Regions from separate parts of the Mus musculus genome. Here region 1 is linked to region 2. A link is a loop called in an ENCODE intact Hi-C map of the cell type or tissue named here. Cell type or tissue: left cerebral cortex. All regions are shown on one strand. Region 1 holds the start of Akna (AT-hook transcription factor). Region 2 has its middle 4.9 kb from the start of Ambp.

Region 1 (4,000 bases), 240 kb before region 2:
ACTTAGCCAGATCCTGGCAGCTGGCCCTCAAGAGCATTCATTCATTCCATTCACCCATCAGTCACAAGCCCTTGGAGGAGACCAGACTCTCCCACCTAAGGAGACCCGGGGGCAGAAACTATGGTGATGACATAGGTCCTAAGGTCCCTTACTGCACACTGGGCAGGCCGTCTGTCATGGAATTGACAGCAGCCTCTCCAGGGCAGTGGCCACTCTGGTTAGCCCTGTTCCACAGAAAGGAAAACCATGGCTCTAGCCACTGAGGTCACAGTGCCAGCAGGAGGTGAGGCTGGCATGCTGGCATTGAACTCCCTGGCCTATGGACTCTAAGATTCTCTCCATCACTCTTGGGTGGTCCCCAGCCTGGCTGCTCCCTTGAGGTCCCCCCTCCCCCCCCAGGGCTTTCTGGATGGCAGAGGGTTGACCTCATGTCTCTTCTGTTTCCTGACTCTCTGGGTCAGCAGGGGCAGAGTAGAGAGCCAGGAGCGGACTTAGGGCTCCTGCAGCATCTTCCTTCTACCTGGCTCCTGCCTCCTCCTGCCTGCCCCGTCAGCCTGGATCCTGAAGGTCAGATTCTGTACCTCCTGCCCCGGCCCCTGAGTCCTCTCACATCATATCCTGTTGTCTTCAAGGGCCTCCTGCTTCTCTCAGGTCTCTGCAGCTGCCTTTCTAGAACATTCTCATCAGTCATGCTTGCGGCTTGCTTCTGCCTCTCTGTCCTTCCGGCCGCTTGTGTGACTGTGGCCTCCCCACCCAGACCTTCCTGATAGTCCTGCCTCACCCCCACTCAGCTTGTTACTCTCAGGCCCCTGTCTTCAGCCAGGGCAGGTCCAGCATCTGAGACCTGAAACCTCGGGTGTTTCCCTAGGATCTGCGAGTCCTCAGCCTCAGAGATACCAAAGCAGCAGGAGACGTTGGTCACCAGCCTGTCTCATACTCTGCCTCAGGCACACCTGACATCTTACACACTTCACTATAGAGTGAAGGGCCAGGTGTGATGTGTCTGTGTCCCACCCTGCTTCTTCAGATGGCTACACCTCTCACAGAGGTGAAGGGACCTGAGGAGCCACAGGTTGGCCATGAAGATAATTCTGTTCCTTCATCTCTGGGGCCTCTGAGGGAGAAGCTACAAGAGGAGATGTTCACCTGATCCTCTAGTTCTTCCTTCTTACCTAGACAATTCCAGTGCAGGCTCATCTTATCTCTAGGCATGGACAGTAAGTGGAAGGGCAGAAATCCCTAAGTCTGCCCTGAGATGATGAGACTTGTGTTAGTAGACGAAGTTAAAGCTGGACAGACAGGAGCAAGCGCCAAGGCTGAGGTTCCCCTTTCCCTCCTGTGAGGATGGGCAATGAGACCTACACAGTGGGAGAGGCTTTGATAAAGTCTTCGGTGATGGAAGAGACCAATTTTGGGGTGGGAGTGGAGGAACTGCAGGCTCCTCTTCCTGGGACCGGCATGCAATGTGACTTTAGCCAAGCCTTCTCTGGACTTCCTGCTCGTACAAGCACGGTTGTGGTTGCAACTGAGGTGGTCTCAAACTCAAGGCCTCAGAAGTTCTCTTCCCATCAATGCAGCCCCACACTTGCCCAGCAAAGGGTTAAGCTCTTGGCGCCAGCTCCGCAGAGTAACCCCCCCTCCTTTTCACAAACACTTGTAGGAAATCAGGCTGGGCGCTTCCTGCAAGGAGGAGGAGGCAAGGCAAGGCCTCAGCTGCAGGGGCGGGGAGAAGTGGGGAGGGATGCTTGTCTGTGAGCTGAGGCCGTTCTGGCTGGCAGAGCAGTCTGGAGGCGTTCCAGGCTGCTGTGGAGGCAGGGGGCTCCCCAGGTTTGAAACAAAGACCTTGTGGGCAGCTCCCCTGAGCCCAGGCCGGCAGGATGGTGGTGTAGTACTAGTGAGGTAAGGAGCTGAGCCAGGAGGAGGGCCAGAGGGAAGGCCGCCTTCCCTCTGGATGGGCCAGTCATAGACTCTGGACAACCCTGGCAGGCAGCCCAGCCCAGCCAGGAAATCACAGCTACGCAGCTGCTGCCACTCCTGTCCAGTTCTGGGAGTCCGGCCCCCACGAAAGAGTGGACCCCAAGATGCTAGTTTCCAGTTCCAGATCCAATTTGGTTCCCTTGGTGAACTTGGACCCGTGTTGGTCCCTCTCTGTCCCCCGGGGTGGGCTCATCTCAAGGCCAGTTAGTGCTTGGGTTACTGAGGGTCTCGAGATGTTCGGAAGTGAGGAACAGGCCAGGAGATGACACCCTCCTACCCAAATAAGGGCAGGGACAAAGTGGGGGCCAGGAAGCCAGCTTAGAGCTACAGTAGGACAAGATGAGAGTCAGTAATAGCCTGGCCCCTTGTTAGTTCCTCCCAGGCTCTTTGGGTGAGCCAAGGGACAGTCCGGGGACATCCGTCATGGGTATCTCCACTTGCCGCAGGCCAAAGGCCACTCCTGTGAACAGGTCTATGCCCTGCCACGGATCCAAACTTGCTTTGGAGCCCCACAGCCCAGCCCTTCAAAAGGGTCCAGCAGCTTGGTAAGGAGGTCTTTCCCCTGCCATCCTCCTGCCTCCTATACATCTCCTGGCCTTGGTTTAATAGTCACAGTGTTCTAAACTTCCTGGTTGTTCTCATTAGGTGGGTGCCTCTGTTTCCTCATCGGGATGAGGTTAAGGTGGGGATGTCCTGGCTCTCTCTAGCTGGGTAGCATGGAGATTCTGAATGCCAGGGCTGCTGAAGGTTGAAGCTTCAGTGGGGGAGGATCATCCTGGACACACACGCACACGCACGCACACACACACACACACACACACACACACACACACACACACACACACATGCACGCACGCACGCGCGCGCTCGAGAGAGAGAGAGCTGTATGAAGCAGTGTGTGGGGAACAGGGCATTGCCTAGCTAGTTGCTAAATAGAATCCCTGGAGGGTGTGACAACATGGAGATCAGTTCTGTACAGGTGTTAGGTGATAAGAAGCAAGGACATAGAGAAAGCAGTGTTTGGTGTTTTTTTGGGGAGGGTGGGGTGCAGTTTCTCTGGGGGCAGGTGGGGACCTTTAGCTCAATGGCCCAACCATTAGCAGGACCTAGTTATAGAGGGGCTGGCCCTCCTGGGTCAGGACATCATAATTCGAATCCCCAGCTTCCACTGCTACCCTGACGGCTGTCCAGACTTCCCTGCCTGCCTGTGGCACTCAGGGGCCAGGCCCTGAGCCATCCTTGAAGTTCAGCTTGTATTTTCAGACCTCTGTGTTTTTGTCTGTGCTGTTCCTCTGTCCCGATTCCCCTTCCTCTTTCTCCCCTAGATGTGCTTGGTCTGTTAAAGCTGTCACCAAACTTCCTTCTTCAGTGGTTTTTCTGGATTGCGTCCTCCACGGAGGGTGGGATCTTGGCAAGCATGTGTGTTTCTGTATCCTAGGGGCTGAGAACCTCCAAGTTCATTTGGTGCGTCTCTGAGGGTCAGGGTGCTCACCAGACAGAGGGATGGGTGCAGCAGGAACAGGCCTAGGTGACCACCATTCCCCTTTACAGAGAGGAGCAGTCAGCCAGCCACATGCCTCGAGTGGCTGGAACATACAGGGCTGGCTGGGATCTGCTTGCCTGGTGCTCAGCCTGCTGCTCTATTGCAACTTCATCTCTGCCTGAGGTTGGTACCTATTTGACACTGATGTGTGTTTGTTGATTGACTACCTGACTTGGCCAGTTCCAGGCTCCATGACACTGAGGGCTGTGACTTGCACAGAAGAGTAAGGTCTTTCTCAGGTAAAGCTCACAAGTCGAGGCACTTGAGAAATGGGTGCAAAACTGTAACCACTGACTGTTGCTGCCAGGGATGTGTGGGCTCTCCGGAGAACGGTGAGATTTTTGTGGCTGAGTCATTGCAGCAAACTGGCCGTTCCTCTTTCTGCACGTAGGGGCCTCTGCGATGGTGCAGGCTGCTCTGCGGTGGGCTAGGGGAAAGAAAAAAATGACATTTCAAAAGTCAGAAAACCACATGCTGCAG
Region 2 (4,000 bases):
GCAGATCGCAATGGTCCCCGGGCTCTGGAGTCTCAGCAGGCTTTGCTCTTTCTCAGATTCCATTTGTACATCTTACAAGATATGGGAGCATGGGTGAAGTATTCACCTCTTTGAGACTCAGTTTCTTCTGTGAAGTGAGGATAAAGTTAGTTTATCCTAGAGGAAGCAAAGTGTCCACGGGGACGATAAGATTAAACGTGGATGCACCTGGATGGACCTGTCATTCCTGCAGCTGCCTAGAGAGAACTGGGCTAGCATCTGGCCTCCTGCTATTACAGATGGTGATGTTATCTCTGTTGGCTTCTTCCTTCCTTTGTGGGATGCCCTGGACACTGATAACCCAGGGACAACAGGAGCCAGTCTGAGAAGAGCCAGGACAAAGTTTCCACTGCCTTCCAAGATAGAAGCTGGAGAATCTTTACTTCTTTCTTGAGGAAAGTCCAGTGGCACTTTCTAAGGAGCCCCACTTGCCTCATGGTTGCTGGAAGGAACAACTTCCCCCCTTTCACATGTGTTAGGGTGCATTCACATGGTCAGCCTGAATGGAGAGGGCCCTAAGTGTTCCCTCTACGGAAAGACAAGCTCAGCCTGCAAAGTGCAAGACAGTGACAATATGTTCTTCCTGAGTACCCTCGAACACTTCACAAGTTCCTTCTGGGGCTCTCTTCCTGTTGCTAGATGCCGGTGTGACAAGCTCTGTCTCCAGGACAGCTGGATCTCTGATTCCACAGTGTCCCATATTCTCTCTCTCTCTCTCTCTCTCTCTCTCTCTCTCTCTCTCTCTCTCTCTCTCTGGGTGTGTGTGTGTGTGTGTGTGTGTGTGTGTGTGTGTGTGTGTGTGTGTGTACGCGCACTCTCATGTGCTTGGGGAGACCAGAAGTCAGCCTCAAGAAGAACTCCCAAGTGCCATCTGCCTTGGTTCTGAGGCAGGGTCTTTCACCTGCCTCACAACTGGCAGTGAGCTCTTGGAATATGCCTGTGTTCACCTCTCAGTACTGGCATTGTAAGTAAGCGCATGAACGAACACACACACACACACACAGACACACAGACACACAGACACACACACACACACACACACACACACACCTCTGTGGGTTCTGAGGATAGAACTCAAGTCCTCATGTCTGCGTAGCAAGTGCTATACTAGCCACCCTCCCAGCCCCACAGCGTCACACACTCTAAGCCGTTTCTTCAGATTAAGCCACCAGCTTCCTGCAATCCCAACTGACCCATCTCAGGTCCCATCCACGAAGCCCAGCTCTCTCCACAGAACGAGACCCGTGGTGGGCTTTGTCATCCATCTTTATATGCATCTTTGAACTCTGAGTCACCATCACCCCACTCCAATCAGAACAGAATGCAGAGCCATAGCAGAGAGCGACAGATAGCAAGGGTCACTAGCATTCCTGGACAGCGTGGCTAAGAGGTCTTGCTGGTTTCCAGGGCCCAGGGTTTGGGAGGTCAGCAGAGAGCCTTGGTGCCTGGGGAGTCAGAGCTGGGTTGGTAATAGTTACTTGCAGGTGGCCTCCAACACCTGATCTTTCAACCGCAGTTTCCCTCTCTGTAAAACATGGCTACCAGCATAGTAAGGTCCTGAATAGAGATTTAAGAGAGACACCTGCAGGACACTCAGGTCTCCTGGGTGTCTGACAGCCTGGGTTCCCAGTTCCTGCTTCCCAGCAGAATGCCCCAGGGACTTCAGTTTTGTTTAAGAGCCTATCTCAACCTGCAGCCCTTTACCAGACCTGAGGACTGGCAGGCCAAGGAGGAGGCTCACAGGGCAGTTAAAGCTGGTTAGAAGGAAGAAAGGAAGGCTCTATCTAACCTTGGTTTTTTTCCACAGGCCTTCCCTGCAGGCCTCTGAGCCCCTCCTTGTCTTTGCTTTCTGCAAGTCCTCTGCTGCCCCCAGGTGGACAAGGGACAGTCATGCGTATGACAATCGGGTATGGAGTCGGACAGGCTCAGTGCCATGGGCCTTAGCATTGTGGCTTCCTCAAGTCCACACGTTTGGGAATATTCTCACAAGTGTGAACCATGCATTGTTTCAGCTGTGTCACTTGAGTAAGCACTGTCCCACATGGATGTTTAGATGAAACTGCCAAAGCCAAGAGGGGAAAGGACTGCGCCTGTAGTCCCCTGCGTGTCACTGGACTCTGATACTCAAGTCTCCAGCTGGCCCCTCCATCTCCTTTTCTCGACAAGGTCTCAAGCAGCCCAGTCTGGCCTTGGGTTTAGTGAGTGGTTAAGGATGATCTTGAACTCCTGGTCCTCCACCCTTAACCCCTCAAATGCGGCCATCATGGGTCTGTGCCGCTATGCCCAGCTTATGTAGTTGCCGGGACTCGAACCCTCACACATGCCAGGAAGGCACTTTACTGAGCTAGATCACCAGCCTGGCTTTCTATTTGGCACAGAGTGGGGAATGAAAAGCAGAGTGTGGAACTCAGATGGGCCACGAGGAGCTCCTCTTTCCTCACCGTCATAGCGTCCACCCCTACTCCCACTTTCCATGGTGACTCTGAAAGGACAGCCTGTGACATTAAGCTTGCCTGCACCCACTGGCCTCTGTTCTGCCCTGTGCCCCTGAGGTCCTCACTTGTTCAGTAACAGCTTCTGATGACCGGTCCTTCCCTCTTCCTGGAAGCCGCCTGGGTACTCACTGTCTTCCAACTCTTTCCTGTCTCCCCATTGGTCTCCTGCACCCCAGATGCACTCTCGATCACTTTCTGAACATAAAGAACCCTGTGCCTTCAGGGCAAGGAGCAAGCCCTGGGCCCTGGCAATCCTGCCCGTCCCACCGGCCTAGGCACTCCCCTCTGTCTTCCATGCTCCCTGACTAGGGAGATGTTTTCAACTTAAAATGTTTTGGTGTGTATCTGTTTTATGTGCATACACATGTGTGCACACGAGTGCGAGTGTAGGAGTCAGAGGACAACATGCAGGGGTCAGGCCTTTCCTTCTACCAAATGGGTTTCTAGGATCAAACTCAAGTCAAGTCAAACTCAGCAAGCACCTAAACCTACTGCGCCATCTCACCTGCTCTGGTGTGTGTGTGTGTGTGTGTGTGTGTGTGTGTGTGTGTGTGTGTGTGTGTATGTGTGTGTGTGTGTGTGTATGTGTGTATGTGTGTATGTGTGTGTGTATGTGTATGTGTGTGTGTGTGTGTGCCTGTGTGTGTATGTGTGTGTGTATGTGTGTGTGTGTGTGTGTGTATGTGTGTGTGTATGTGTGTGTGTGTGTGTGTGTGTGTGTGTGTGTGTGTATTAGATCCCAAGTATAATTCTATCTCCATTTTCCTTTTCTTGGACTTTTGTGACTGTGTTCTCAATGCTGAGGTGACACCCCTTCTGGGACCTCATTCCCTGTGCACTCCTGTCTTCCATGTCCACTCTTGGGGTGAATCACTCCCATAGCCTCCATACCCTGCTTTAGACCTATCCTCGTTTGTCTGCCTCCTCCTCAAAGCATGTCAGGGTCCCTATCCTGTTCCTAATGACAAGCTTGAAATAAGGAGCACTTGGATAGCCATGAAGTGGGAGTGTGGGTGTAGGAACAGGTCCGTTTATGTGCCACGTGGGCTGTAAGCTGAGTGACCTTAAATAAGGCCCCATCCCCACTGTGTTCATCTGAAAACTGAGGCCTTTGGTCCCTGCTCTGCTGGGAACCCTTGAGGTTACTGGGTGGGCAACATTCTCCCACGTTCAGATCATTCCAGAATCCTGATGATGCCTATAATCTTTGCCCCGCCCCCTTCAGCTTCCACATTCTACTCTGAGAGACAAAGGAGAAGAGGGGATGGGGGTCCCACTTTCCATCCCTGTAGCCCCTGTTAATGTTTAAGAGTGGTTCAAAGTCCAGGTGGCCTCGGCTGAGGTCCCTGTGTTTGCTCTGGTTAATAATCTCAGGAGTGCAAACATCTGCAGCAAGGACAGAGAGCAGCCCTCTTAGTCATTCAGGCTTCCTCTCCCACCCCACCTTAGCCCGTGGGCATGTTGTG

The links. Hi-C counts contacts between places; a loop is a spot of excess contacts. Peaks named below come from ENCODE experiments on the same cell type or tissue, not always from the same donor. Only the 100,000 strongest peaks of a DNase experiment are listed, where the experiment ranks them.
Region 1: it touches region 2 in a loop (8-fold over the local background); 2 of 42 quality-filtered maps call a loop at or near these places.

The regions. Positions count from the first base shown.
Region 1 is chr4:63,401,118-63,405,117 of GRCm38, reverse strand. Akna (AT-hook transcription factor) reads left to right here and starts at 1,673. Exons shown (of 22, transcript NM_001045514.3): 1 at 1,673-1,899. Gm52742 (a long non-coding RNA gene) reads right to left here. Exons shown (of 3, transcript XR_003955424.1): 3 at 2,992-3,947. In left cerebral cortex, no CTCF peak of the experiment used is centred here; DNase peaks (open chromatin) are centred at 1,790, 1,899, 3,320 and 3,855; H3K4me3 peaks cover 1,259 bases; H3K27ac peaks cover 1,845 bases.
Region 2 is chr4:63,157,053-63,161,052 of GRCm38, reverse strand. It overlaps a transcript of Kif12 not described here. Among named protein-coding and RNA genes, the nearest start is that of Ambp, 4.9 kb to the right of the region's middle. In left cerebral cortex, a CTCF peak has its summit at 1,920 (motif pointing left); a DNase peak (open chromatin) is centred at 1,903.